Regions from separate parts of the Homo sapiens genome. Here region 1 is linked to region 2. A link is an interaction called in ENCODE POLR2A ChIA-PET data of the cell type or tissue named here. Cell type or tissue: PC-9. All regions are shown on one strand. Links, peaks and the distances in the headings refer to the core of each region. The heading gives the core; the rest is flanking DNA. Region 1 overlaps FRMD5 (FERM domain containing 5). Region 2 has its middle 96 kb from the start of TRIM69.

Evidence for each region. ChIA-PET counts read pairs that join two places held together with the same protein. Peaks named below come from ENCODE experiments on the same cell type or tissue, not always from the same donor. Only the 100,000 strongest peaks of a DNase experiment are listed, where the experiment ranks them.
Region 1: POLR2A ChIA-PET joins it to region 2 with 9 read pairs; 1 of 35 experiments calls an interaction of 5 or more read pairs at or near these places.

The regions. Positions count from the first base shown.
Region 1 is chr15:44,077,101-44,094,092 of GRCh38, reverse strand. All of the region lies in intron 1 of FRMD5 (FERM domain containing 5), which reads left to right. Among named protein-coding and RNA genes, the nearest start is that of FRMD5, 110 kb to the left of the region's middle. In PC-9, for the core only: no CTCF peak of the experiment used is centred there; a DNase peak (open chromatin) is centred at 9,152; H3K27ac peaks cover 63 bases.
Region 2 is chr15:44,826,438-44,839,376 of GRCh38, reverse strand. It overlaps the pseudogene SORD2P. Among named protein-coding and RNA genes, the nearest start is that of TRIM69, 96 kb to the right of the region's middle. In PC-9, for the core only: no CTCF peak of the experiment used is centred there; a DNase peak (open chromatin) is centred at 8,406; H3K27ac peaks cover 1,048 bases.

The sequences.
Region 1 (16,992 bases), core at 6,571-11,570, 750 kb after region 2:
GTCAGTTTGTATCCTGGGTTCATGGTAAGCACATATGCCAGAGTCCATATGTTTCTGGAGATATGGAATGCAATGTGGAGGTATGGTCTTTGAGAAAGAGGGTTCTTGCAAGCTGATTCATTCACCCCAAAAATGCAAGTATTATGATATATAATGGTGAAGACTTTTATTATTTTTTTTTTCAGTGGGGCTGGGTTGTATTGCTCCATTAAGATATTAGGGGCCGGGCGTGGTGGATCACGCCTGTAATCCCAGCACTTTGGGAGGCCGAGACAGGCGGATCACAACATTAGGAGATCGAGACCATCCTGGCTAACATGGTGAAACCCCGTCTCTACTAAAAATACAAAAAATTAGCCGGGCATGGTGGAGGGCACCTGTAGTCCCAGCTACTCTGGAGGCTGAGGCAGGAGAATGGCGTGAACCCGGGAGATGGAGCTTGCAGTGAGCTGAGACGGCGCCACTGCACTCCAGCCTGGGCGACAGAGCGAGACTCCGTCTCAAAAAAAAAAAAAAAAGATAGCATGGTTGCAGTGTTTTGTCAACCAAGTATTGTCTCTCATCCATGCTTTTGCATAATCTAATGGATGTAGTCATTTCTACCCTTCTTCACCTGACTAGCCTCATTCAAGTTCAAGTTTCAGATTAAATAACTCTTCAGGAGAAGTGCTCATCAGCCAGTCTTCCTTGTTGCTTCATGCCCTTCCCTTTCCCTACCCCTGATAAGATCAAGTTGTTTTTTTTTTGTCCTGAAGGAAGGAATGGAAGAGAGTTTAGAAAATATGTACATTCCTAAAAATACTCCCTATCTAATGTATACAAGTTTCTGTGCTAATTTTTATAAGTAATAAAAAGGGAGTAATGGCTGGGTGCGGTGGCTCACGCCCATAATACCAGCGCTTTGGGAGGTTGAGGTGGGTGGATCACGAGGTTAAGAGATCGAGACCATCCTGACCAACATGGTGAAACCCCGTCTCTACTAAAAATACAAAAATTAGCTGGGTGTGGTGGTGCGCGCCTATAGTCCTAGCTACTCGGGAAGCTGAGGCAGGAGAATCACTTGAACCCGGGAGGCAGAGGTTGTGGTGAGCCGAGATTGTGCCACTGCACTCCAGCCTGGCGACAGAGTGAGACTCCATCTCAAAAAAAAAAAAAAAAAAAAAAAGGCAGAGGATAGAACAAATATACAATTACTATAATGCAAAGTAAGATAAAAGTTTCCGAGGACAGTATAGGGAGAGAAACATTAGGATGTGGGGTCAGCGAAAGACTTTATGAAGGACATTTCACTTTAGACAGGCCTTGAAATTTAGATTAAGTTTCTAGAAGGTGATGTGGGTAGAGGTGGGAGAGGATTCTGGGTGCAGAAGTCAGAAAAAAATAGCATGGTTGTAGCAAAATTCTAGATGAGCAAAACCCATTTCACTAGAACAGAGGGCAAGGGTGCAGTAGGAGATAAATCTGGAAAGGATCACTTAGCTCATATCCTATGATGAACACAGTGAGGAAATTACACTTAATTCCATTGGCAGTGGGTTGATGAATTTTGCACAGAGTATATCATTAGAATGTAAGCTTCATGAGATAAAATGACAACAACAACTGTGTGTCTTTTTCTCTGACTCTTTAGAGTCTAGCACAGTGTCTGGCATAGAGAGTGTGTGCTTAAGAAATATTTGTGACTTCGTGAATCACAGCTGTATCTTAGCAACGTTAATTTGGCAGCACCAAATAGAATGAGTTATAGGGGAAGACTGGGAGCTGTGAGACCAATTTGGAGGTGAATATGGTAGCTTGGCTGAGAATTAATGAAGACCTTTGAGCTGAGCTAGAACAGAAAGGATGGAGGCTGACTGGTAGAACATTGTGGAAGTGGAATCTGAAGGACTAGACATACAGGAGAGGCAGAGACCCTTTCAATCAAGGGACTAGATTCCCAAAACAGAGGGACTAGATTCCCAAAAGAGAGTGACGACCAAAAGAAAGAAACCTACACGTTACTGTTTTATGAGAGAAAAATATGAAGCAGTTATTCCCCTTGCTTTTTAAATTAAAAATCGGGAGCATTAAACTTAAATACTTCAAAGTCTGCTTCTCTTGCATCCCATGTCGTCATACAGTGAGGTGCTCTGTTTATATTTCATGTAGGATGTCAGGCCTCACCTCTATCCTAAATTCATACATAGGCACTATGTATTTTTCCTTCCTCTCTTGACTGAGGGGAAGCAGGGAGAGAGGAGAGTAGAGGCTCAGGCAGCACACAATTCTAGAGAAAAAGCAAATCCTGTCAGTTAAAAAAAAAATTCCCATGGATGGAAGAAAATTAAGATAAGAGTTAGCACTGGCCTAGAGTTTCTTTTCTCAATAAAAAAAAGTTTGTGGAAAAAAGATGAGTATTTAATGAACCAGACACCATATATATAAGGGTATTTCTTATATACCTCCTTCTGGAACTTAGCACTATAAGATTCATTCAGTTACTGATTCCCATTTTTCCCATCACAAAATCTTGTTCACATTAATGTGCTGTGATTTATCTTCTTCCAAAGTCTCTTGTGCTTAGAAAAGAGAAGCTAAAATTAGTTAGGAAAGCATTCATTAAGGACTGGATCATGGGCATTCCACTAAGCACTGGTGATAAGGAGACTTATAAGTTATGTTTTATGTTCTTAAGGAATTTATTAACCTGGTTGAAGAAACAGGATATATATGTGTGTGTGTGTGCATGTGCGTGTGTGTGTGCATATATATCTATATATATCAGGCTATATATGTAAAATGTAAATAATATCATAAACATATGCCAAGTGCTAAATAAGCTTGATTTCATAATGCTTGTTTCACAAACAGGTTAAAAACCACCAGTCAGGTATACTGTAACACTTAGGTGGATTTAACATTTTCTTCTCCTGAAGAAAAATACTTAAGTATTTCCTAAAGATTTCATTGAGAGAGAAAATTGTGTTTGACAAATTAAATAGAATACCATTATTAATAGCTTACAGTTGCTATAAATTGATCTCAAATGCTTGGTACTTGAATAATGGAACAGGTTCTGTGATTTATAGTGTAACTTCATTAACAGGTGTTTCCATAGTTACAGTGCTCTTTGTGCAGGGTCCCCAAGCTGGTTGTGTTAGGTTGTCTTGAATTGCCCATTTTCTCAGATTGGGTATTTGCAGGCTTTAGTAATGGAAAGAATTTAGTTGTCATGGTAAGGATTCATAGTAGTCTTTTAAAAAAATTCAAAACATGGGACATAGAGTGATTAAAATACAGCACTTTCTTTGGAAATAAGTACTATAAGACTTAATTTAAACATGCACATTGTCAGAAGAAAATTGCAGTTATTCGCCCAGGCACAGTGGCTCACGCCTATAATCCCAGCACTTTGGGAGGGTGAGGCGGGCGGATCACCTGAGGTCAGCAGTTTGAGACCAGCCTGGCCAATACAGTAAAACCCCATCTCTACTAAAAATATAAAAATTAGCCAGGCATGGTGGTGGGCACCTGTAATCCCAGCTACTCGAAAGGCTGAGGTGGGAGAATTACTGGAATCCAGAAGGTAGAGGTTGTAGTGAGCCGAGATCACGCCATTGCTCTTCTCCAGCCCAGACAAGAGTGAAAGTATCTCAAAAAAAAAAAAAAAGTAGTTATTCATCTCTTTGGTAATTTAGACAGGGCTTCCATAACATTTTATCTTTAATTTTAAAATATTGAGCTAGCTATTGTGGCTAAATCTTGTATATTCTGAAATATAGTTACAAATCAATTGGGACATCTAAAGAGAGCAGTACTCACTAGGGATTTTATTTACATCATCTCAGTAATTTTATGGGCAAGCATTCTGAGGATCTAGGAGATTAAATAACTTGCTTATGACCTTGCAGCTTATAAATGGGATCTAAAATTGTACCCTGGTGTGTCTAACATTCACCTATACCACAGATTTTCAGATTCTTGGCCTCAACTTCAGGATAGACAAGTTTAAAATGGGAATTCAAGTAGGAGCTCCCTAAACATAGATTAAGTTCAAGTGAAGTGAGGGACGGAGGTGAGCATGCATGCACGTGTGTGTGCATGCAGGGTGTACACTGCTGAGAGATACTGTGATGGAGGCCTTTGCTGTGTTCTTTCTTTATGATAAAGAGTGAGAGAGGTGGAAGACAAAGTTTCATTAGGCCCTTAGGCCTAATCAGCCACTTTCTCTTTGTTCCTGCTTTATAATAGGCACTTCTGATGTCTTGACTTACCTGGCTACATGCACTACAGACATCTTTCACTGAAATTCTGTTTTTTATGTCCCAGTTCCTTTGCTTCTGCTTGCTCTGACTGCAGAAAACCACCCAAATAAAATGCCTTCTATTAGGAAGTGACCAACTTTTTTTTTGACGTAGGATCTGGCTCTGTTGCCCAGGCTGGATTGTAGTGGCATGACTTTGGCTCACTGCAAGCTATGCATCCTGGGCTCAAGTCATCCTCCCACCTCAGCCTCCCAAATACCTGGGACTACAGGTGCATGCCACCATGCCCGGCCAATTTTTGTATTTTTTGTAGAGACAGGGTTTTGCCATGCTATCCAGGCTGGTCTCCAACTCTTGAGCTCAAGTGATTCTCCCATGTGGACTCCCAAAGTGCTGGGATTACAGGCGGGGACCACCATACCCAGCCCTGAAAAACTTTTTAAAGGACAAGCAGACATGCCTGTTTATCTCCTGGAAACTCTGGTACTGACAAGGAGTGGTCAGTTCCACATTACACATATACTTAAAACCATCGTTAATAGTTTTATGTGGTGTTTATTTTCTTGTTCTATATATAAAAATGGACTCACAAAGATTTAAAAGCATGTCTGAGGTTATAAAGTACATTCATGCTGTAGAGTGGGAAAAGGGAGGGCAAACAAATGTGAGAAACATGGATAGATCTGGAGACACAGAGTCACCATCTTTCTGTCCCCTCCTGTGCTGATAAATTCTTTCTATTATATCAGTCTGCTGGCCAACTTTTATTTTCTCTTGAAACCTGAGTTTTTAATGTAAGTCTGTAAAATAGAGAATAAATATGAAAGTTTATCAGCAATATTAAGAATCCATTTATATTATACATTAAGGAGTTCCTTGAAGAATAAGCCACTTTGACTGGGTCAGGAGAAAACCACTACTGAGTGAAAGAGCTTAACAGTTTAGGGGCTTAGGGTCTTACGGCTTTGTAGTCAGACTGAACAGGGTTCAGATCCCATCTCTGACATCACTGGCTGTGTGCCTTTGGGCGAGCTAGTTAACCTTTCTAAATCTCAGCTTCCTCCTTTGTAAAATGAAGATACTAGTAGTTTTTGTCTCCCAGAGTTATTGTGACAATTAAAGGAGAGCACATATATAAAGTACATCATAGTGCCTGGCATATGGTATGGAATGAATAACTGATAGCCTCCAGTATTGTTTTCTCTCCTCTTAACTTCAGTCCTGAGTACCTCTCTGTACACCCAAGGTTTTGGGGGAAGGAAGAAGAGAAAACATGAGGAGGGATAACCTGAAACAGTTGATAGCTGTCAGAGGTGCACACATGGAATCAAAACATGTGGAACAAGAATCAGGGCATCATTTCTCTTTTCTAAGTCCTGATATTACTTAAATAAATATAATTATCGTGGAGTGGTCTTAAAGTTGTTGGATTTTTACCATATATTTATGATTCTGTTTATATTAAATGTTCAGAATAGGCAAATCTATAGAGACACAAAGTAGATTAGGGGTTGCTTAGAGCTGGTGGGGAGAGAGTTAATGGAAAGTGAGGAGTGACTGCTAATGGGCACATGGTTTCTTTCGGGAATGGTGAAAATGCTCTAAAACTGATTGTGATGATGGTTGCATAACTGTGAATACACTAAAAACCATTGAATTTTATATGTTAAATGAGTGGGATTGTGAATTATATCTCAATAAAAATGTTTAAAATTGGGGGAGTTTTTGCCTATCTCAACTAGAATGTAACTTTCTTGGAGAACAGGACCTATATCTTTCCTCTCTAAACACTCAGCCTAGCATAAAAACTAGCACATGGTAGATGTTCACGAAATGCTGAATAATGAATGACTCCTTGAGTAAGTCCAGGACAGAATTCTCAGACAATGTGACTCACCATACAGGAATTACTTCAGCTAGAGTAGTTTTACTTCAACTCAGTGTAACTATTGGGCTTTCAATTTTGATTTTATTTGCATTCCCCAAAGAGTTTGAACATTGCTGGGCTGGAACACCAAATTTTATTCCTAAATGCAATTTACTCCTTCTTCAATGCCTGGGATGATGATGATGATGATGATGATGATGATGATGATGATGATGATGATGATAGCAGCTGATATTTACTGAGCACTTTCTATGCTTCAGGCACTATTCTAAGCATTTAAAATAAATGAATAAATATGTGTATGTATATCTCATTTAATCCTTACAACAATTTTGGGATGGGTTCTATTATTATTCTCATGTTTCAGGTAAGGACATTGAGGAAAAGTAACTTGCACAGGTTCAGGCAGGTAGTATGTGGTGGAGCCAAAGTTCAATATTGCAGGAAAACCTATACTTTAAACTACTGCACTAGAATGTGCCGTAATGTTTTGGTTCATATATTTCAAAGGAACCTGCCTTGACTACTTTCTCCTCTGAATTCATTGCATATGTTGACTGCATTACTCTTAAGTTTATATGTTATTACGTGTTATAATGTAGGGCTCTTTGTGAGTTCTACTTACTCTATTTTAAAACTTGGGCGGGCGCGGTTGCTCATGCCTGTAATCCCAACATTTAGGGAGGCTGTGGCGGGGTGGATTACCTGAAGTCAAGAGTTTGAGGCCAGCCTGGCCAACATGCTGAAACCCCATCTTTACTAAAAAATACAAAAGTTAGCCAGGTGTGTTACCACACACCTGTAATCCCAGCTACTTGGAAGGCTGAGGCATGAGAATTGCTTGAACCTGGGAGACGAAAGTTGCAGTGAGCCAAGATTGCACCATGCACTCTAGCCTGGGTGATAGAATGAACAAACAAAAAAACACTGGTAAGGGCAGAGACTACCTCTTTATCTGTTTCTAACAGATAAAGCCATTGTTGTCCTGTGTTGCCCTTATATTATCAAGACCATGAATGATGATGATTTTTACAGTGAATGGAAATCCTTTCCATAGTACTGCTTTATTTTAAGGTCAGTATCCCTTTTATAATACAAATGTTTCATAAAAGCCATGATTATTACTTTTTAATGACAGACTAATCTTTGTCCCTCACCCCTATCAGTCCTACTCTTTAAATATCTCCATCCATGGAAGTACTCTATCAGTAGGCCAATATTCACCTTTTAAAAATTGTGGTAAATACACATAATATAAAATTTACCAATGTAACCATTTTTAGTGTATCATTCAGTGGCATTAAGTACATTTACAGTGTTATGTAACCTCATCACTCACTAGTTCCAGAATACTTTCATCACCCCAAAAGGAAACCCACTTAGCAGTCACTCCTATTTCTCTCCTACCTGCAGCCCCTGGCAACCACTAATCTGCTTTCTGTCTCTGTAGATTTGCCTATTCTGGATACTTTACATAAATAGAATTATCTAATATGTGGCCTTTGGCATCTTTCACTTAACATACTACATTTTCAAGGTTCATCCATGTTGTATCAAGTATTAATACTTTATTCCTTTTTACAACTGAATAATATTTCATTGCATGAATATACCACATTTTGTTTATCCATTCATCTGTTGATGGATGTTTGGGTTGTTTCCATCTTTTGGGTGTTATGAATAGAGCTGCTATAAACATTCATATGTAAGTATTTGAACACCTGCTTTTAATTCCTTTGAGTGTATTCCTAGAAGTGGAATTGCTATGTCATATGGTAGTTCTATGTTTAGTTTATTGAGGAAACTCTAATATCCCTTGTATAATTTTATAGATATTGTATAACACATATGGATATTATTGCTTGTATCATTATTAAACACCTCTGTTTCTCTCATTCCTGCAGTCTTCAGGCCCTCTTGGTTCTACCTTTTAAAATTATCTCCTGAATATGACAGGAGATAATAAAAAAGCTTCCATTTCCATTCAAACCATCAGACTCTTAGTATATTTTACCTAACCAGTTGCTAAGTGATTTGGGCAAATTATTTAATGTCTTCAAGTCTCCATTTCATTATTGATAAGATAGAGGATAATGTATATATGGGGTTGTCATAATTGAGATAATACATATAAAGCTCTTAGCCTTCTGATTGCATAATAGGGCTCAATAAATGTTTGTGATTATTAATAATCTTTTAACTTGTCTCTCTTCCTCAGGTTTGGTTACCTCAAAATTCATTAGCCATACTGCTGGTAGAGTAATTTTTCTAAAATGCAAAATTAACCATTGCTTCCCTATTTTATATTTTCTTACAACTCTCTATGCCTATAAGATAATGCCCAGACTTGGTTTGAGATACCCCTCTTTGGCTTCTCTTGCCCTATGTGGCTCCTTATCAAGACCAGTATTGGCATCCTAACCACCCACAGGGCTGCCATAGTATCAGGTCATTTGCTTTCTCTTCTGTTTTCTTACTTAATTTTTCTACTTTGACCTATGAGTCGTTGCCTTATCTTCTTGAAAACTTAGCTATGTATTTTTAAAAAATGTTTGCTATATTTTATTCTGAAGTTTCTTTGAGTTTTGTTGGCAGAGGCTTTTTAGGTTATCTGGTCTACCCTATTGACAGAAATAAGTCTTTTTTATATTTCTTGTCTAATCTCCTGTCTTTCCACTTTGCTTCTCAAATAGGAGTTAGGGCTAGAAGTGAGTTCAGTGTATCTTTATATTCCTAGGCTCTAGAACATAGTGCTTATATAATATCTATTTAATGAATATTCTCCAAACCACATTGTTTATTTGGAATACCTGTTCACCTTTTAAAATTCACAACAAACTGATTGTTGCAATTGCCAAATAAGAATCTATATAAATGACAGCTGCTGAGTGAAGTTTGTACGTAGGGGAACATTTCCTGGTAGCCATATTAGATTTCCATAGGTAAATCTCTTGGTGCTCAGATCACAGTCATTTGTGTGTAATGATATCTGGATGTGGTTTATACCACACCCCCAGATTGCTTCCCCAGATTGTATATCAAAGTCACGATCTTTTGGCAGAATTATAATTGCCCATGGGGAATGGTGGCCTCTGAGTTTCATAGCTCAGGGATGTATTGTTGGAGCTGCTGTCAGTTTTTCACTAGAGATATAACAATTGAAGTGTCTTACATTTCTATAGTTCTTTTTAAAAAACAAATTTGAGATACAACACATACCATTTAAAGTGTACAATTTAAATTTAAAGTGTACAATTCAATGGAATAAAAGCTAAAGGATTATTAGCCTGGAGAAGAGAGAAAACTTATAAGAATGTGACAGCTTCCTCCAGTATTAGAAGGTCTATCATGTGGATAATATACAAAAAAGGTTTAAGTCTGTGCTGTGTTGCCCCAGAGGGAAGAACCAGGAAGTTGCAAGGAGATAGATTTATATCAACATTTATATCTGAATTCATATCAGAAGAATTTCTAACAGTTGGCATTAGTTGAAAATAAAGTGGGCTGCCTCGGGAGTTCATAAAACTCTCCAACAATAATAGTATCCAAACAGGAGCAAGATGACTGGTAGTGGGGAATTCTGTAATGGTGATTCAGGCATCCCATGGGTTGTATTAGGTGATTTCTGCGGTCTCTTTCTACCATGAGAGATTGATTCTTTGAAGGCTAGAGAAAACAAAGGGAGAAGAAGTTTACAGCTTGCAAAACAGGGGGTATGTATAATGTAAAGATAGGTGTGTTATCATCTTCTTGAAATTTGGTAGTCAAAACATAAAATTTGAGATTAGCCGCCTCATTATATAGGTGGGACATTCAGATACAGAGGTTATTAAACATTGCCCAAGGTCAAATAGCCAGTCAGTGGCAGAGTTGGAACTAGATTCCCTATTGTTTTAAGACAAATAATGGAATTATTCATTTTAATAATTAAGATAAAAATAATTTACTGGATGGAAAAACTGACAGGTCCAAGACTAGGTTATGACCACATCCTTAATGTATTATTAATGAAAGGTAGGTATGTTCAGGATACCTTTCAAGCCTTTTGAGGATAAGATCAAACAGTACAAATGACAAGCTTTACTACAAAACTTACCCTGGTGCTGCTGACAGAAAGAAGATATTGAACTGAATGAACCACTGATTTAACACACAATGGCTTTTAAACTGTGTATGTCTTTATGTCTTTTCTCTGTTTGCTTTTATCATTGTTTTTGAATGTTTTATTATTTCCATAGTTTGATCCCATGTGTCCCGTTTTATTCCAAGTCCACTTTTATCTCAGCGTCTTGAATGGTTAACACAAACAACAAATGCATTAAACAGCAAGGCATTGTAACTTCTAACATCAATAACAGTAAAAGCAGTAAGACATTCAAGAACAATGAAATAAAAGCAGTGGGGGAAAAAATCCTGGGTTCAGTTGAAGCTCGGCTAGGTGTATATCAGCCAGTAGTGAAGCTTGAGCAGGATCACAGAGGTTAGAAACAATTGTTCCAGACTATGAATGGACAGCAATTCTGTCCTCCAAATTTAAACACATAGCATTAAAATATTACAATTAGTAACCATGCAAGACTGGCATGAGAAAATGAAATCTAATCTTGATCCTTGTTTTAAATATTTTAAGAGGAGTTTATCAAATAAATTTTCTTGCTTTAGTGGATGCATTTAGAAGAAATGGGACCATATAGATTTGTCCTGTGAGATTACATGTCTTCATCTTCTTCCTAGCATACCAAAGAGAGTAGGATATTTGCATATTTCCAGTTCTCTTTTCACTTTCTAAAAATCACATGAAATATCCTGTGATATTTATATATGACCACTGAGGTCCAAAGGTAAAAGAAGGGCATTTTAATCTGTCTTTTAAGGCATATAATCAGAAAGTGTTTGAGAAGCTTGTCATGAATTATGAGCACTTTCAGTGAATCACGTACAGAGTATTTTCAGCACAAAATCCTGTGAAATTTAGGTTCATAATTGCATCACACTCCTTTGGTACCATTGTTGGAGTCAGAATTCACTTGGGAAAACACTGACTTAATTGGCAAACTTTATCTCTTCTTCCTTCAGTACACCTGCAAAGTGCTTATCATAATAGGAATTATGCTTGTTCCAAGGAGAAGCTATCCTTGTGAATTAGCCAATTAGCTAGTGTTTCATATCTTATCTTTCATTCCCAAGCCTGTGATTTTTTTCCTCTAAGTACCAACATTTATTTGTGAGCTTGCAAATTGAAATGTATGTATTCCTTTCCTTGACATCTCATCACTGTGTAATATGACCTTCAGCTATGCTTTTAGGAAATGATTATGTATGTCTGAGTTAAAAAAATATCTTCAGACTGTTTGTGGAAACTGATTTTTTAAAACAAATTTTAAAGGAACTTCCTGTCTCATAGAATTTCTTGGCATATAAAACAAGGGAGTCTTCAATAGAAATGAAAGAATACTGAATGCAATTTGTACAAAACAGCATATTTGGCTGTCAATTATGGACAAAATCACCAGAAATCAAACACCTGGTCTCTCCAGGGAGGAGGACTGATTGTCACATAGCAAGAATACTGGCTGACCTAGCATAGTTCAATATATGGGGTGGAGAGTATCTCACCACCAGAAAAGTCATTTGAGAATACATTTAAAAATATATTAGTTTGGTTTTGCCAGTGCAGACTTATTCTCGATTAGCAGATAGAGTGTTTTTGAAGGAGATTTGCTGCAACCTTTAAACTCAACTTTTCCCCTCTGTGTTCCGATATGAGCTAGTGGCGTATGGGGACCCTTACCTTTGTTTTGTAGAGTTAATGTGAGCAAGAAAGAATTTGTGTGAAATTTTGAACAGTCATAAGAATTTTGGTATTTATAAAAATAAAAAATTCAATTTATTTTTGAAAATAAATTGTTCTACTGTCCCTAAAGTACCAAGAAAATGAAAGAATTTTTGGGAAAAGCAGGTCTCAGAATAATTTCACAGCCAATTGCCATTTCTTGGATCATGAAAGGCCTTAGGATATTGGTGTTGACGTTTTGGGTTCACTTTTCTTCTTCATTGTCCTCTGAGGCTGTCTATATGTAGCAGATGGACCAGATTGTGGCACAGCTGACCTGTTAATTTTCACTATTTCCATTATTAGAAACTTTCACTGGTTATGTCGCAATTTACATTAGCCACAAAAATGGCCAAAATGGGTAGATTTTTAAATTACCTTGTAAGCTATTCATTTATGGCCCCAAAATGCAGACAAAATGTCAGTTCAGAATTTTATTTGAGGAGGATATAAATCAGTTTGAACAATAATTTTAAATACATATTAATAATTCTTTTTATTAATCCTCTGAGTTCCAAAGCACAGAGAAAGAATCCCATAGGATCTCAGTAAACGTGAAATATAAGTAAACGACTGGACCATAGTTCATTTTTGTGTGTGAAAGAATATAACTTGTGTCTTCCTGGTGTTTATTATTTCTGGCTTGTTACTGGATTCCACCTAAAAGTTTCTGTTTCCTGAAATAGTTGATCCCAGATCTCTTTATGAATCACAATGCCGATTTGCTTTTCTTTCTGTATGTGTAACAGAGAACTTTGTGGTAACACATAGACTTTCCCAAGTTCATAGTTGAGGATTTTAAGCAGTCAGTAAAGACAGAAAATTAAAGGAGAGAAAATCCAGAACAAGCTGTTCAAAACTAATCAGTAGGAAATTATGTAAACTTAATTAACTAGGGCATCAAGGGAAGGGCTATGGAGTGTAATGAATTTTTTTTAGAAATGAGGCAAAGCAGCCAAACTAAAATAGGGTTAGTTGAAGTGTTCCCAAAAGGGAAGGAGGGAATATCCTTCCTGCATAAGGAGCCTTCCTTGACCTCCTGCCTTATTTTTGGCTGTGAATCTCTATGCCATGATCCTCAGTGGGGTAGGTATGCAAGGAGAGTATGGTGCCAAATGAACAACAACAAAAAAAATCTCATTTGTATTATTTATTGAATGATGCTCATATAGTAAAATGGAGACTGAAATATAGGCATTATGGCCTAGTCGCAAACCTCTGACCTTCCATTTGCAAATGAACCAAAATGATTAGCCAAGATTTAGAGGAAATTCATAAATTTCACATCTAGGTAGACCAGCTGGAGAAAGACTTGAGGGTTCTCTGTCTAGGACTCAATTCAGTTCAATTTTTAAAAAATTTATTGAAGACCTACCTGTTCTGTTAAAAATGATGTGCTAATGCTGCATGGAACAAATAGCTGAGTGAGGTGTTTCATTGCCTTTTAAGAGTGTATAATCTATTATGGAGAAAGAGACAAGTATACAAACAATAAGCATACCAGAAAGTGGTACAAAATAATACTCCTATGTCTGAAGACTCCTAAACGTCTTTTCCTAGTCTCATTTTCTCTTGTAAGCCCCAGATCTGAGTAGTCAACTGCCTTTTGGACCTCTCCCATCAACTTTTGAGTAGAGAAATGTAAACTTTCCATTTCTGATTACTTCAAAGGTAGATTTAGAAATGTAGATACACATACAAAAATGGAGTGTTTTCTCAAAGCTATCATTTATTTGGGTTGCAAATGTAGAATTCAGGTGTTTTAGGCACACACGAGAACTGATCATTGTTATATATACGTACATAATCCCATATACCTACAAACCCTTTATGACAAGGACAGATTGTAAAACACAGTACTGTCAAATTTTGGAAGACAAAGAATGCATATATGAACTCTTAATTTAAAATTGGGTTTGGAAATTCAAACAAAATTAAAGGAGATAAAAAGTTTTATTTTCTTATTCCTTTATAGCCTCAGTCACATGCTTCACTTTTTTTAGTTGTGGTAAAATATATATATAACATAAGCATTTTAACCATTTTTAGGTATAAAGTACAGTGGCATTAACAACATTCACATTGTTGTGCTAACATCACTGCCATTCATCCCCAGCACTTTTAAATCTTCCCAAACTGAAACTCTGTATCCATTAAATAGTAGCTCCCCATTCTATTTTCTGTCTCTGTGAATTTATTCTAGATACCTCATATAAGTGTAATCATACAATATTCGTCCTTTTGTGTCTGGCTTATTCCACCAAGAATAGTGTTGTCAAGGTCCATCCATCTTGTAGCATGAGTTAGAATTGCCTTCCTTTTTAAGACTGAATAATATTCCATTTCCTTTCAAGGCTGAGCAATATTCCATTTTGTGTATATACCACATTTTGTTTATCCATCAGTCAATGGACATTTGGATTGTTTCCACTATTTGCCTATTGTGAATAATACTGCTATGAACATGGGTGTACAAATATCCATTGAAGTCCCTGCTTTCAGTTCTTTTGGGTATATACCCAGAAGTGCAATTGCTAGATCATATGGGTATAGTTATCATATGGGTATACTTACCCAGATGGGTTTTGTTTTATTGTTTAAGAGACAAGTTCAATGTTGCCCAGGCTGGCCTTGAACTCCTTGGCTCCAATGGATCATCTTGCTTCAGCCTTCCACTTAGTTGGGACTACAGGCCAGGTAGACCAGCACCCAGCTCAATTGCTGGATCATATGATACTTTTATGTTTACTTTTTTGAGGAGCCACTATACTATTTTCCACAGTGGCTGCACCATTTTACATTCCCACGAGGAAAGTGCAGGCATTCTAATTTCTCCATATCCTTGACAACATTTGTTACCTTGTTTTGGGTTTTTTTTTGATAATAGTCATCCAAATAGGTGTGAAGTGGTATCTCACTGTAATTTTGATTTGCATTTTCCTAATGGATTAGTGATTTTGAATATCTTTTCGTGTGCTTATTGGCCATCTGTTTATCTTTGATGGAGAAATATCTATTCAAGTCCTTTACCTATTTTTTAATTGGGATGTTTTTTGTTATTGGGTTATAGGAGTTCTCTATATATCTGAATGTCAATTGCTTATTAGATATGTGATTTGCAAATATTTTCTCCCATTCTGTGGCTTGCCTTTTACTCTGTTGATTATGTCCTTTGGCAGACTTTGATAGTGCCCTTTGTTAATTTTGATGAAGTCCAATTTATCTGTTTTTGCTTTGGTGGTCTAAGAAATTTCCAAATCTAATGGCATGAAATTTTTTCCCTATGTTTTCTTCTAAGAGTTTTATAGTTTGGGCTCCTATATGTAGATCTTTGATGCACTTTGAATTAATTTTTGTATATTGTATAACATAAGGATCCAAGTTTATTCTTTTGCATGTGGATATCCCAAAGCCATTTGTTGAAAAGACTTCCTTTACCCATTAAATGGTCTTGGCATTCTTGTTGAAAAATAATTTGGCCATTGGCTTATTTCTCATAGCATAATGTTTTATTTCTGGGCTCTATTTTATTCCTTTGGTCTATATGTCTGTTCTTATGCAGTACAGTACCACACTGTTTTGATTATGGTAGCTTTCTAGTAAGTTTTGAAATCAGGAAATGTGAGACATCAATTTGCTTTTCTTTTATAAGATTGTTTTGACTCTGGGATTCTTGAGATTCTATGTGAATTATAGGACAGTAACATACTTTTACTTGTGGTCTTTGAAGTATTTTATAGGAAGTCCTCTATGACATTTTTATATAAAAACTCCTTTTGAAGTAATCCTCTCTAGTTCATCTAAGTTTAGGATAAATGGCAGGGTCTGATAATTTAAGCCAGTATAGGGCTACATGGTATTATTTAAACCCTTAGGGGGAATAAAAGATTACAGGATAAAGAATTTGAAAAGATATTTTCTTTGTAGAGAAAAAGAAGGAAACCACATTTGAAAAAACAGTTATCATGCCTTTTGAATTTTTTAAAAGTTTGATTGGAAAGCATTCAGCTATTCAGCATTTGCCTTTAGCAAAGGTTTTAGATTGACTCCCCTCCCACCCATTCTCAATAATCTTATTTTTTGCTTTGTAAATGAATAAGCTTTGGGGATTTTATTCTGCAATGTATAAGATATGTATGTAATATAGACATAAAAAATATACATAGTTTAACCACTTTAACAAGCTGTAAAAATCCAAATCTTCAGGGGCTACCTTTTGTTATTTAAGGATGTATAAATCATGAGAGCTTTTAGATAAGTCCTTCTCATCTTCATGAGCTTCATGTAATCTAGCACAGTTACTTTCCATAGCAGATGTTTGATAATTGTTTTTTAGTGAAATTTTAATAAGAATTTTATGTCTGTTTTTTCTTGTTCAATAATAGGTAGTATTTGAAGGAACTTTTCTGGCTTAGTTACTTCATACATCCAGTCACTTCGTTTCCTCCCCTATCTGTTTGAAGGAAAGGTGCTTACTAAATTTGTTAGTGATCACATTTTTTTGAATTTTCTGGATTCACTCATTTTTATTAAAAGGTAAAAAGTTAGTATTTTCCCATCAATATTTGTATTTATTTGAATTATCAAATTTCTTTTGCTTTGAACTTAAGCATGCTGCAGTCATTGTTGTCTTCTTTTTTAATCTTGCAGTTATTTATCATTTCTTTTTGTAATCTCTTACAGTTTTGGTTTAGTTTTTTGACAATGCAGTTGAATATATTCTCCATGTGTTTAAGAACATTTTAAATAAGTGCCCATTTCTTTGTAATGATTTTTCTCAGAAACAAACAAATCCTCAAGCTACTCTAGTAATATTCCTACTCCAGAGTAGTACACCATAGCTCTTGAGAAGAAAAGGAAAAATAATAGTTTCTGTGTGTTTTAAGTGGAAAGTAGTTTCTTTGATTTACATGAACATTAAGGCATGATAGGTAATGACAATTTATTCCTAAAATGTATTCAGTTACCCATTGACATGGATATGTCATAACCTGTTATGCTTGACTTATAGATTTCCCCAGGGAAAA
Region 2 (12,939 bases), core at 5,855-10,854:
TTACAAGTTAGTGTCCACAGTCCCACTGGGTCACCTGGGACCTCTTTCCCTTCATTAACTTGGTGCTGTTTCCTGTGGTTATTTCTTTATTCTTTCAGCTCCTAATTCCAAACATGAGGCATCGCCTGGGCAGGCTACTCTTCTTGGTGGCATTGAGAGAGGGTAGCCTCCCTAGGAATAAGACTGACTCACAGTGGTTGGTTTTAGTCTTTCAGTTCCAGTTTCCCTTACTTAGAGCAACAATAGAAAATTATTGCTGAAATCACTCACCCTCTGCAGACATCCTGGAGGGAATTCCTGTGGTTCATCCTCTGTTATTAGTTTCCACTGCAACCACCAGAAAGGAAACCTGTAACAACAATGACCTCGACAATAGCAACAACACACCATGACAGCAACGGCTGACATTTCCTGAGGTGTGGTGTGCTGCCAGGGCTTGAGTTCTGGGATCCTGGATCTACTCCCTCCTGGCAAGTGAATTTGGAGAAATGATTTAACTTTTCTCTGCTTCAGTTTCATTTAATCGCCAAAATATTAAATAAGGTGATGCATGGAGAGTCATAATTATTATTACTATGTGCCTGCCCTTGTGCTAATAAGTGGTTTGCATGCTTCAATTTATTTAATCTCCACAAGAATAATGCTGAGGTGGGCACCATTTTTGGGTTAACCAAGGCAGAAGGAAGCTCATTGACTTGGGCACAGAGCACAACCAAGAGTCAAACTGGGGTCTCTGTGAGTCTCAAGCTCCTGCCCTGTGCCCACTCCCCTACCCTACTCCAATTCTCACCCCTGAAATTGTGAAGTTGAGTCTGGAGGAAGCAAAGTGCCTCCCTTTCTGCGTGGCCCCCCATGGCCCCAGCCGTGGAGCTCTAGGGTGCCGAAGTGCCGCTTTCCCCCTGACCCAACCCAGATGCATTCTTCCCCCACCGCAGCCTGGCCTCAGTGGTGGTTTTCAGCCAGGATGGGGCTTGTCCGATGGAGGCCAGGTGCCAGTCACAGGAGCAGTCTGACAGATCTGAGTTTTTCTAGGGCCCACTGGGAGCCTTGAGAGGAGTCACAGGCCAGAGACCTTGTGATGGGTTTAAGTCAACACCTGAACCTGCTCTAGAAGTAAGCAGGTTACATGTGCAGAGTACACCTTTCAGCAAGTGGTTCCTGAATGGGCCCATCTTTCTGGGGCCCTTTCCAAGTCAAGACACCAAACGAAAGTTTCATGGAAGGCAGAAGAGCATAGTGGTGAAGCCCACTGGTCTCTGCCAATTACAACTGTGTGACCTTGGGCAAGTCACTTAAATTTTGTAACCTCAATATCCTCGCCTGTAAAATAGAAATAGTAATGGTACCTCCCTCACAGAATTACTGATGAGATCCAATGAGAAAAGCATATCAAGTCTCCAGCATGAGGTCTGGCACATAGTAGGTGCTCAGTAAATGGTACCAAGCTATGCCATAGTCATGGCCTAGTGGTCTGGGCATGGAGGTGCAGGAGTAGGCCTGAAAGAGAGCCTTGTGCTGGTGGTTTATAGGGAATGATGGGGCTCTGGCTGGCAGTGGCAGTGGCAGTGGGGGTGCTGAGGAAGGTCTCTGGGGAGTCCTACAGCCCTGCCTTTCTTCTCCTCCCAGGGGGCTTTCTGCCTGTGTCCCCAGTTCTTCCCTAGACCCAAGCCCTCCTCTCTGATGTCTTTTTAGGATTCCCATACTACCACAGCCTCTTTATTTTTGTATCTATTTTCTTTCTATTTTCCTGCTTCCTCCTTGGCTTCTTGATCATCCGTTACCCAATTTGGACTGTTCCCTGAACCCCATTGTAAAAACTACCAAGTTGCCTCATCACTCTCTGGTGTTTATAAAGCATGAAAGGTTGGGGCTGGGAAGAAACTTGGAGTCTTCTCATCCTCGTTCTCCATCAACCCCCACTGGACAAGATTGGGGAGGGTGGAGTCAGTGGTTTTCCCAAGGTCAGTGGCAGCGGGGCTGGCCTCCAGGACTCCTTGTGCATGCTTCTGCCTCCACACCAGGTGGCTTTCCAACACAGTTGGCTGTGTTGGGTGCAGGCGGATGAGGCAGCATCTGCTTAATCAGTAGAGTATTCTTCCTGATAACAATCTTCCCTCATCACCTTCCCCAATCCCATCTCTCCTTGATGTAGTTTCCACGCAAGCCACCCTCTGCATAGAGCCCTTATGAGTTCCTCAGGAGGCCCAGATGTGGAAGGGCAGGCATGTCTAGGAACCTGTGGAGTCCCTAAGAGAGTTTAGGCATCTTCACAATTTCATTTTCACCTTTTTCCTATTATATAGAAGGGATACTTCTAGGGGGAGTAGAAGGAGTGTGACCGCAGTCAGAGCAGGAGAGTGGATTGGAGTAGGGGAAGTGATGGGAAAGAAGCCGAGGGGAAGGGATAAGGGGGTGGTGGGTGGCAGCTGGGCCTCCATTGGCCTGGTGAGTAGTTCTGTCAAGGATCAGGGACAGTGACAGGAGGACTCCGAGTTATTCTGTTGAAGATTGGAGACAGTGTTGAAAGGATCATGGGGATGAGCACATGGTTTGGCTGTCACATTTATTTCTTTTTGGAACTTGAGGGTTTTCCTGTTCCTGTGTGTGGAGATTTGGGGTGCTGGGTAAATCCTGGGCAGTGAGGAACTAGCAGAAATTAGATATTAATATTAGCTACACAGCTGCTCATACCAGGATGGAGCTGATATGGGACAGGCAGAGGATGTGGAATCAGGACACCTTTGTTAAGTCTGGCCTTCATTCCCTAGCTTCATAACCTTGGCAATTCTCTTAATGTCATGTCAGTGAGTTTCCGTTTACTCTTCTGTAAAATAAATGTTTTTTAAAAAAAGCCTGCCCTACCTGCCTAACATGGTTTTCATGAGGATTAAATGAGATAACGGATGAGCATGCTTCCTAATCTGTAAAGCTTTATGCAGATATTTGCTGTCGTCATCAGCTGTATTATTGATAGGGTTAAGATGCCAGTGGAAGTGAAAACCTAGAACCCAGAGTGAAGGTGACACAGCATTTAATCTGCTATGTGGAACAGGTCCTTTCATCTTAACTGGTCCTGGGTCAGCGGGGCAGCTGCTGTCCTCAGATGTGGTTCTTCTGGAATGTATAATATGGGAGGCGACTATCAGAGTGATGCCCATTGCTAAATCACTGTTCTGCAAAACTGGTGATAGTCAGGATTGTTTGCTAAAGTGAAACTAAAAAGGCTGTAAGTTTGGGAAGCAGATGAGATGCTGGAAGGTGGCCATATTAACTCCTTGTTAAATAAACTTTTCGGCCGGGCATGGTGGCTCACACCTATAATCCCAGCACTTTGGGAGGCTGAGGCGGGCGGATCACAAGGTCAGGAGGTCGAGACCATCCTGGATAACACGGTGAAACCCCGTCTCTACTAGAAAATATAAAAAATTAGCCCGGCATGGTGGCGGGCGCCTGTAGTCCCAGCTGCTCAGGAGGCTGAGGTGAGAGAATGGCGTGAACCTGGGAGACAGAGCTTGCAGTGAGCCGAGATTGCGCCACTACACTCCAGCCTGGGAGATAGAGTGAGACTCCATCTCAAAAATAAATAAATAAATAAATAAGTAAATAAATAAACAAACTTTTCATTTATTAATGATAACCACCATACCGTACCTTGGATAGCACATTAAAGAAAACATAATGTGTTCATTTCACTGAATTGATTTACCCAAAGAAAACCATGTTGCCTTCTTCAGATGGGGACATTGTGGCATGGGTTCTGTGATGAGAACATATCTGGCTTCTAATTTGAACGCTTTTGGCTCCTCACTAGCTTTGGACCGCTGGGGCAAGTCATTTAACCCACCACGCCTGTTTCCTCATCTGTAAAATGGGAATGATAGTACCTACCACAGAACTATTCCAGGGATTTACGTGAGTTAATGTATATAAATTGCTTAGCACATTGCTCTGCACATAAATAAATGCTCAATAAATGTTAGCTATTGTTGTTATTACAGTGACGTTGGGCATATATAATACTATTGTTAGCATTGTAGTTAACTCAGAGGATCTCTGTGTGTCAATTGACTCCTCAGGCTTCCTGACAATGTCACCTTTGAGGAAGGCGCCCTGATTGATCCACTTTCTGTGGGGATCCATGCCTGCAGGAGAGGCGGAGTTACCCTGGGACACAAGGTCCTTGTGTGTGGAGCTGGTAAGAAACAGAAGCCACCCTGTTGCGGGTTCATTGACTGGGAATTCAGGGAACCCTCTGCCCATCTCATTCCCCCTCCAAGGCTTGAGATTTGTTCTAGAATCCTTCTGGGTAAAGGAGGATTGCAGTGTCCCATTCCCTCAGTGACTAGCACTTTGCTAAACAAATGAGTATCTGTGGACATGATATTAACTAGGGTTATATGTCCTAGGCAACATAGCCCTTTCATTCATTTAAAGAATGAATTGGCTGGGCACGGTGGCTCCTGCCTATAATCCCAGCACTTTGGGAGACCAAAGCCGGTGGATCACTTGAACCCAGGAGTTCGAGACCAGTCTGGGTAACATGGTGAAACCCCATCTCTACAAAAAAATACAAAAATTAGCCGGTGTGGTAGTGTGTGCCTATAGTCCCAGCTACTCAGAAGGCTGAGGTGGGAGGGTCACTTGAGCCTGGGAGGTCAAGAGTGCAGTGAGCCATGATTGTGCCACTGAACTCCAGTCTGGGTGGCAGAACAAGACCCTGTCTCAAAAAAAACAAGACCCCATCTCAAAACAAACAAACAAAAAGAATGAATCTGTGCCAGGCACAGTGTCTCATGCCTATAATCCCAGCACTCGGGAAGGCTGAGGCGGGTGGATCACTTGAGGCCGAAAGTTCAAGACCAGCCTGGCCAACATGATGAAACCTCATCTTTACTAAAAATACAAAAATTAGCTGGGTGTGGTGGTGCGCCCCCTGTAGTCCCACTTACATGGAAGGACGAGACAGGAGAATCACTTGAACCTGGGAAGCAGAGGTTGCAGTGAGCAAAGATCATGCCACTGCGCTCCAGCCTGGGCGACAGAGCGAGATTCTGTCTCAAAAAAAAAAAAAAAAAAAAAAAAAAAGGGAATTAATCTGGCGATTATTTTTGAACCCTTGATGGGAAACTAGGAAAATTTTTTTATTTGCGTGATCTTGGCTCACTGCAACCTCCACCTTAGAGAAATATTTTTGATAGTAAAGGGAAGGGCAACTCTTGGAACTTTCAAATTATACCAGCAAAGTGATGGCCTAGTCCCATCTATGAATAAGGTAGACCCTGCTCCCAGCCAGTGGGAGGAGTGAGCAGTGGTCTGCTCCCACACCACTGTGAGCCAGCAGTCTGCCTGCAGTAGGGTTGTAGCTAGCTGCCTTCTCTCATCCCCTGTTTCCAGCCATCTTTCCAGCCATCTGGAACAAGCCCTAGCAGCCTCAGAACGAATCATTCTGGTGACCCAGACAGTACGCTCACACTCCTTGTGGGTGTGATCTGGTGTTCCTCATACTTGTTTGTGATTTTCTTTGGCTGGCCAAATAAGTGATCACACGGCTTCCTAAGAGGGGTGATGGATGTAGAATAGACTTGCCACAATGGGCTAGCAGACTGCGGGACTCAGGTGACAGATTCTTATAAAAATCTGCATGGATCCAGTACCTTTTTACCATAGAAAAGGAAAATAAGTCACACATACCACACACATGCATGCCTTGCCCCCAACACACACACACACAGAAATTCACCTGTAATCCCATTACCGATTAGCCCAAGAGAACCACTATTAATATTTGGGTATAGAATCTTTTAGTTAGTTGGTTTTTTCTGAGACCATGCTAAATACGCTTCCTTTACCTACTCTTTTTTAAAAATCAGGCTGGGCACAGTGGCTCATGCCTGTAATCCTAGCACTTTGGGAGGCTGAGGCAGGCAGATCACCTGAGGTCAGGAATTTGAGATCAGCCTGGCCAACATGGTGAAACCCTGTCTCTACTAAAAAAACAAAAAGTAGCCAGGCTTGGTGGCGGGCGCCTGTAATCTCCACTACTTAGGAGGCTGAGGTGAGAGAATTGCTTGAACCCGGGAGGCGAAGGTTGCAGTGAGCTGAGATTGCAACACTACACTCCAGCCTGGGTGACAGAGCAAGACTCTGTCTCCAAAAAAAAAAAAAAATCAATATACTGTGAACATTTTTCCATGTCAATAGATAAAGAGTTATGGCGTAATTTTTAGTAGCCATGTAGTTTTTTAATCATGCTTTGTTGGACATTTCAGGTATTATTTTTCAGTGTTTTGTTTTCTGAGGGAGCTCACAAAATTGTTCTTAGGGGATGTGTACAAAAAGTAAACCCCCAAAGATATTCTGCATTGCTTTCATTCTGTGGGTCTGATTTTTATATTAAAACCATAGTGTCACATAGCATGCAGATACTATGGGGAAGCAGGTGTCTCAGGCAAATCCTTGGATACCTGAGTATCCTGGGGCTATCTGGGCACCTGGGCCAACCCAGGGAGCCAGCTCACTTAAGAACCCTCTCCAGGTGGTCCTCAGAGGGCACCTAAAAGGAATATGTCTCTCTCTGGGGGAGGTGTGATGGGTTCTCACGAAGGTAGGGGCAAAGAAAGAACAGGAAAACAAGTCCAGACCTTCTGAGATTTCTTATTTTCTGAGTAAGTTTGTGTTTCCTTGAATCCCGTGGTTCTTTGAGATTATCTCCACTAGTGCCCAGGAGTAAGTGGGAAAATTTTAGCTCTGAGGTTTGAGAGGATTAAATAGAACCCAGCACTAGGAGCGTATTTTATGTAGAGAATAATTCTTCATGGATTCATTCTCTTCTGCATTCAACAAACAGCCGCTAAGGTCTTATCATGCCAGGCACTGGGATAGATGCTAGAGACACACAAAAGATATGGTTCCTGTCCGTGGCCTGGACAAGTGGGAGAGCAGATGTTTAATATTTCACAATCTTATATCTTTTGCTTTGTTTAGGGGCAATCGGGGTAGTCACTTTGCTCGTGGCCAAGGCAATGGGAGCAGCTCAAGTAGTGGTGACTGGTAAGACTTTGTTCTTTATCAATCTCCTTGACTGGGAAACAGCTGGTCCTACTGTATGTGCATGTGTGAGGAGAGGTTATCCGTGACAGTGTGGAGGGGGTGAGTGTGTAGTGTCATATGGATTGTGGAGATATAGAGGAGTGTGAGTGTGTGTTTTGTGTTAGGAGAAGCTATGAGAGAGAGAGAGTTTGTGTGAGAGTGTGTGTGTGTGTGTGTGTGTGTAGCTGTATGGTGGATATGGGGGTATATGAGGGTGTAGAGCAGGGGTGTCCAATCTTTTGGCTTCCTTGGGCCACATTGGAAGAATGGTCTTGGGCCCCACATAAAATACCCTAACACTAATGATAGCTGATGAACTTTACAAAACTGTTTTTTAATTTCATAATATTTTTAGAGAGTTTACAGATTTGTGTTGGGCCATATTCAAAGCCATCCTGGGCTGCATGTGGGCTGCAGGTTGGACAAGCTTGGTGTGAAGAGTATGTGTGTTGGGCTCAACACCACCACCCATTGCACGAGAGCTTTGTTGCCATCAGATCTTACACCTCCATTTTCTTTTCTTCCTAATGAGTCATCAGATTTCTCTTGTTTGAAAGAATTTTTTTTTTTTTTTTTACCTTCAGATCTGTCTGCTACCCGATTGTCCAAAGCCAAGGAGATTGGGGCTGATTTAGTCCTCCAGATCTCCAAGGAGAGCCCTCAGGAAATCGCCAGGAAAGTAGAAGGTCTGCTGGGGTGCAAGCCGGAAGTCACCATCGAGTGCACGGGGCAGAGGCCTCCATCCAGGCAGGCATCTACGTGAGTGGGCTGAGGGCAGCTTTGGGGAATCAGCGTAGGGGAGTGAAGGAGGCAGAAGTAGGGAGTCAAACTTCTTTACCAGCTTGCTGCGTGAGCCCCAAGCCAAACTTATTCATCTTTTGCCATCTCTGTTTTCTTATCTCTAGTGTGGAGCCTGTACTTGAACTTGCCTTACATCCTCATTGGGCCATCTGAGGTTCACACAAGATAACAGCTATACATGGGCCTTGAAAAATGTTAAGGACACACACTTTGGGGACGCAGTTGGCTTCATGATCATATCTGTGATGTTAAAAGTGCAGTAGTTTTGGTAAAAAGATCAAGAAGAAAAACAGGGAACCATGCCTTAATTGTATGTGGGAAATCTCTGTCTTATTTTATTGAGGAAAACTGCAGTCTTTTAGTCATAGATATAAAGTGACAGTCATTCAGTTAGTCATGAAGGTGAGGTGATTTTCCAGGGTCACAGCTGACTACTGCTTGTTTTGTCTCCCAGACCTAGGAACAGATAAGCTGCCAATGCCTGATTCGCCCCTCAGCGACCCACCAGCCACTTATGGGAAGTTGGCAGGAAGTTGGAGGTGGTGGGAGGGAGTGGCACTGACAGATCAAAGTATGAGGAAACGAAGGGAAAATAACAACTTCCAGGTTCCAAGCCCTACTGTATGCCAGGTTCTCTGCTGTACTTTATAAACATGAGGCCTAATCTGCACAACAGCCCTGAAAACCAGTTACCGTTTTATGCTGAGGGATTTGTGGTTTGTTTGAGGCAAGCCAAGTCAGGCCCAGGCCCAGCCCTGCCAGGCCCCAGTGCCTGAGTTGCCCCGCTGCTTAGGAGAGGAAGGGAAGGAGGGCACGAACAACCATGCTAGGGTGGGGGGACAGGGCCAGGGCTGGAGAGGGTAGCAGGCAGCCGCCACCACAGGGGTCTCCTGTCCCTGCCTCCCAGACAGCCTCCCCAGGTAGCGTGGGCTTCCTCCTTCCTTCTGAGGCTCACAGCAGGAGGGCACTTTGCATCACATGAGACATTCTAGGGAAGGCTGACCCACCAAGCTGAGTAGCAGAGCTGCCTAGACCTCCTCCTACTAAGTTGCCCAGCGGCCTTGGGAGCTGAGGAACCAGTGGGGGAGAGGGAGGAGCGGGTGCCACCTTGGCAGTGTCGTGAGTTTCAGCTGGAGTCCGCCAGCCCTCTGCTTCACTGTCATAGGCAGTGGTCGCCATGTGGGAAGGGGCAAAAAGAAGCCGAAGCTCAGAGAGGAACAATGGATCTGTGTGTGATTGATCTACCCATGGTATGTCTTGGGCACCTACCATGTGCCAGGCTTTGTGCTGGGCACTTTGAGGGCTAAGACATGAGTAGGTTGCATCTGCTGTCTTCAAGTTGTCAGCAGGTAAGTGACCTCCACCCCGCAGAGAGGCAGTATAAGCTGGGGGACTTAAAGGACATGGCTCTCCTTCCTCTTGTGCCCTGCCCTTAGAGCATTTGGAACAGTTGGCATTTCCACTGTTGATGGTGGGGGCCTGGTTGCCAGGCTACCTGAGGCAGGCATGGAGGTGAATGTGACCCATGGGCCTCACCAGGCCTGAAGCAGTGTCTCTCCTGACGTCACGCATGACGGGTGCTGTAGAATGCTATAGGCCACCCCGCCAATGAGCAGGCTAGGTGGCTGGACCAAATATGGACAAATCTGAGCATCGCCGTCCTGCCAGGTTATGACTGGATAGTGTTTGTGATGAGACATGGCAGATGCCTTGGGGTAGAATTGATGTCATATCCTTGATGCAGATGCCATACCTACAGGATAGTGTCCAGGTGGTTCCAGCATTCCTTGACCTTGGGTCAGCAAACTGCTGGCATCTTGGCAGCTTGGAATGGCCAGTTGGTGTTCCTCCTCACCACCAGGTAGAGAGGAAGTGCTGATAAGGAAGTAGTTTCCCTAGAAAATGGGCTGAGAGGGCACGTCCAGGGTGCCACAGCTCTGAAGCAGCAGCGCTGGGAGTCACTCCCACACCACTCAAACCCTGAGTTCACCTCTTGCTCACGGCACCACAGGCCTCTCTCCATGGTGTATCCTTCATCTCAGAAGTGGAGGCTGTGATCGTGGTGTATCCTTCATCTCAGAAATGGAGGCTGTGACATGTGCCTTTCTCTAGTTCCACTGTTTAGCACCTAGAATGGTCCCAATAAATGCTTGCTGCTGACTATAATGAACAACCAGCATGATTGAATTATCCATTGTTCTGTCTCTCACCGCACTGAGCACAGTGATCCCCAGAAAGCTCTGGAACAAGCACAGCACTCACAGGGAGTTCTGGGGAAATTTTCAGGAGAAATTTCACTGCTGCCTGTGACCCACTCCAAGTGGGGAACTGATAAGGCAGATAAACATTCAAGGAAGACAAAACCCATTATGGCTCATACTGTTGAGGTAAACATCTCTGGAACAAAAAGATTTCTAACTGCCAGCCTGCACGCATGTATGAAGCCTTTTTTAAGCCACAGAATACAAGTGGCCCATCTGTCTCATGTTTATAGTTTTCTCACCACCGGTGAGCTTAGAGGGCCAGTGGTTCCTTCCAGCTCTGATGAAAGTGCTGCCTGTGGAGGGGCGCTCTGGGGGAGGAACAGGTGCTTAGACTGTGGAGGTGGCTGAAGCCAATATTGGGTCCCGAATCTGTAAAGCTTTGGAAGATGTTCCCACTGTGCCTGGTTCTCCATGGGTTAAGTGTATGTTTTCACAATACACTTTAAAGAAAACCGTGTTTACTCTCCCGCTCAGTTAAGTTTGGTTGGCAGGTTGAGCAGTTCAGCAGTGTACACAAATCACATTCTCAGGAATTTTTGGATGCTCAGCTGATGCAACCAGAAGATACTTGTGTGATGACAATATGTTATTGTAAGTGGGAAGTCAGTATTTCTTATCTTCTGAGCTTTCTTGTTTTTACCTCCTTTACAGGCCACTCGCTCTGGTGGGACCCTCGTGCTTGTGGGGCTGGGCTCTGAGATGACCACCGTACCCCTACTGCATGCAGCCATCCGGGAGGTGGATATCAAGGGCGTGTTTCGATACTGCAACACGTGAGTATGCTGTGGGTGAGCCGGGATGCCCAGCCTCCAGCAAGACCATGGCAGGCCCCACTCAGCCTCTGGCCCATGAGTCTCTGCCTGTTTGTTCATGGGGGGCACTCCCTGGCCACACTGATAGCTGTGTGATATAACAGGGATCCAAAGAGAGAACACTCACTCCCAATTAAAGAATGGGAAGGCCGGGCGTGGCGGCTCATGCCTGTAATCCCAGCACTTTGGGAAGCCGAGGCAGGCGGATCACGAGGTCAGGAGATCGAGAGCATCCTGGCTAACACGGTGACCCCTGTCTCTACTAAAAATACAAAAAATTAGCCAGGCATGGTGGTGGGTGTCTGTAGTCCCAGCTACTTGGGAGGCTGAGGCAGGAGAGTGGTGTGAACCCAGGAGGCAGAGATTGCAGTGAGCGGAGATCGCACCACTGCACTCCAGCCTGGGCAACAGAGCCAGACTCTGTCTCAAAAAAAAAAAAAAAGAATGGGAGGAACAGAAGGATGGATGGAGGGAGGGAAGGAGGGGATTTTGAAGCATAGTCTTACTGAGTGTCTGCTGCTTATCCGCCCTAGGCCCCTTTATCCCCCAATTTTCTTAAGTTACCAGGTCTCCATTTTCTCCATTTAAAGGGAAGAAGGAGAGAAAGGAGGACAAAAGGAAGAAATCAAGTCCTGTGGCTTCCGTTCCTTAGCCCTAGGGCCCACCCTGGGGAGCGAAAGGGTCTTAGTTTGCCCCACCCATGTTCTGCAGCTCCACCCTCTCCCCTGCTGGGGCCCTCTGGCTGGGACCCCTCTCCCCAGCAGTGTCCCTTACTCCTGGCTTTAGAGGCTGTAACTCCCTGCCCTCATCAGGGCGCCAGTTTTCCAGTAAGCTGAGCTGTTAGTGGGTGTGACTGGATTGTCCCGGGCTGCCTCCCCACGGCTTCTCTGCCTTTTCCCAGTGGCCTCCACCATGTGCCTCGTACCTTCATGCCACAGGAATTCTAGGCTCCATGGCAGACGTGGCAGAGTGAGCGGGTGGGTGAGGGGTGGGGGCAATTGCAAATAGGCTCTGTACCCCTGAATCATAAGCCATAAGGTCCTTTCCTGGGTTGTTGGCCTGTAAAATTGGCTTTGCAGAACCACAGTGCTATCAATAAATACGGCCAAGCTGATCTAGTGCTTGGTAGTTTGGGGCACCTGGCTCTTTCCTCTTGAAGGTTGAATATAATGCTCGTGCTCTTTTACAGGTGGCCAGTGGCGATTTCGATGCTTGCGTCCAAGTCTGTGAATGTAAAACCCCTCGTCACCCATAGGTTTCCTCTGGAGAAAGCTCTGGAGGCCTTTGAAACATTTAAAAAGGGATTGGGGTTGAAAATCATGCTCAAGTGTGACCCCAGTGACCAGAATCCCTGATGTTAATGGGCTCTGCCCTCATCCCCAGTCTCGGGATCTCAGGGCACAATGGCTGGACATGGGTGGGCTCTGATGCAGAACTTTCTCTTTTGAATGTTAAGAATAACTAATACAATTCATTGTGAACAGAAGTCCTTACGCAGAGGAATTGGTGTGCCTTAAAGATACAATCTGGGATAGTTTGGGGGAACTTGTAGCCAGAATGCCCTGTTCATGCTGAGCAAAGTTCAGCAAGTAGAGCAGAGTTTGGCAGGCAGGTGCCAGGAACTCCCCTTCTTCCTGGAGTGCCTTCATTGAGGAAGGAAATCTGGCCCTTGGGTTTCCTGGTTCCACTGCTACTGACCCAGAGGGGAATGAGGGCTGAGTTATGAAAAGATAACTTCATGAAGACTTAACTGGCCCAGAAGCTGATTTTCATGAAAATCTGCCACTCAGGGTCTGGGATGAAGGCTTGTCAGCACTTCCAGTTTAGAACGCAATGTTTCTAGAGACATATTGGCTGTTTGTTTTGATGATAAAAGGAGAATAAGAAAAGGCATCACTTTCCTGGATCCAGGATAATTTTTAAACCAATCAAATGAAAAAAACAAACAAACAAAAAAGGAAATGTCATGTGAG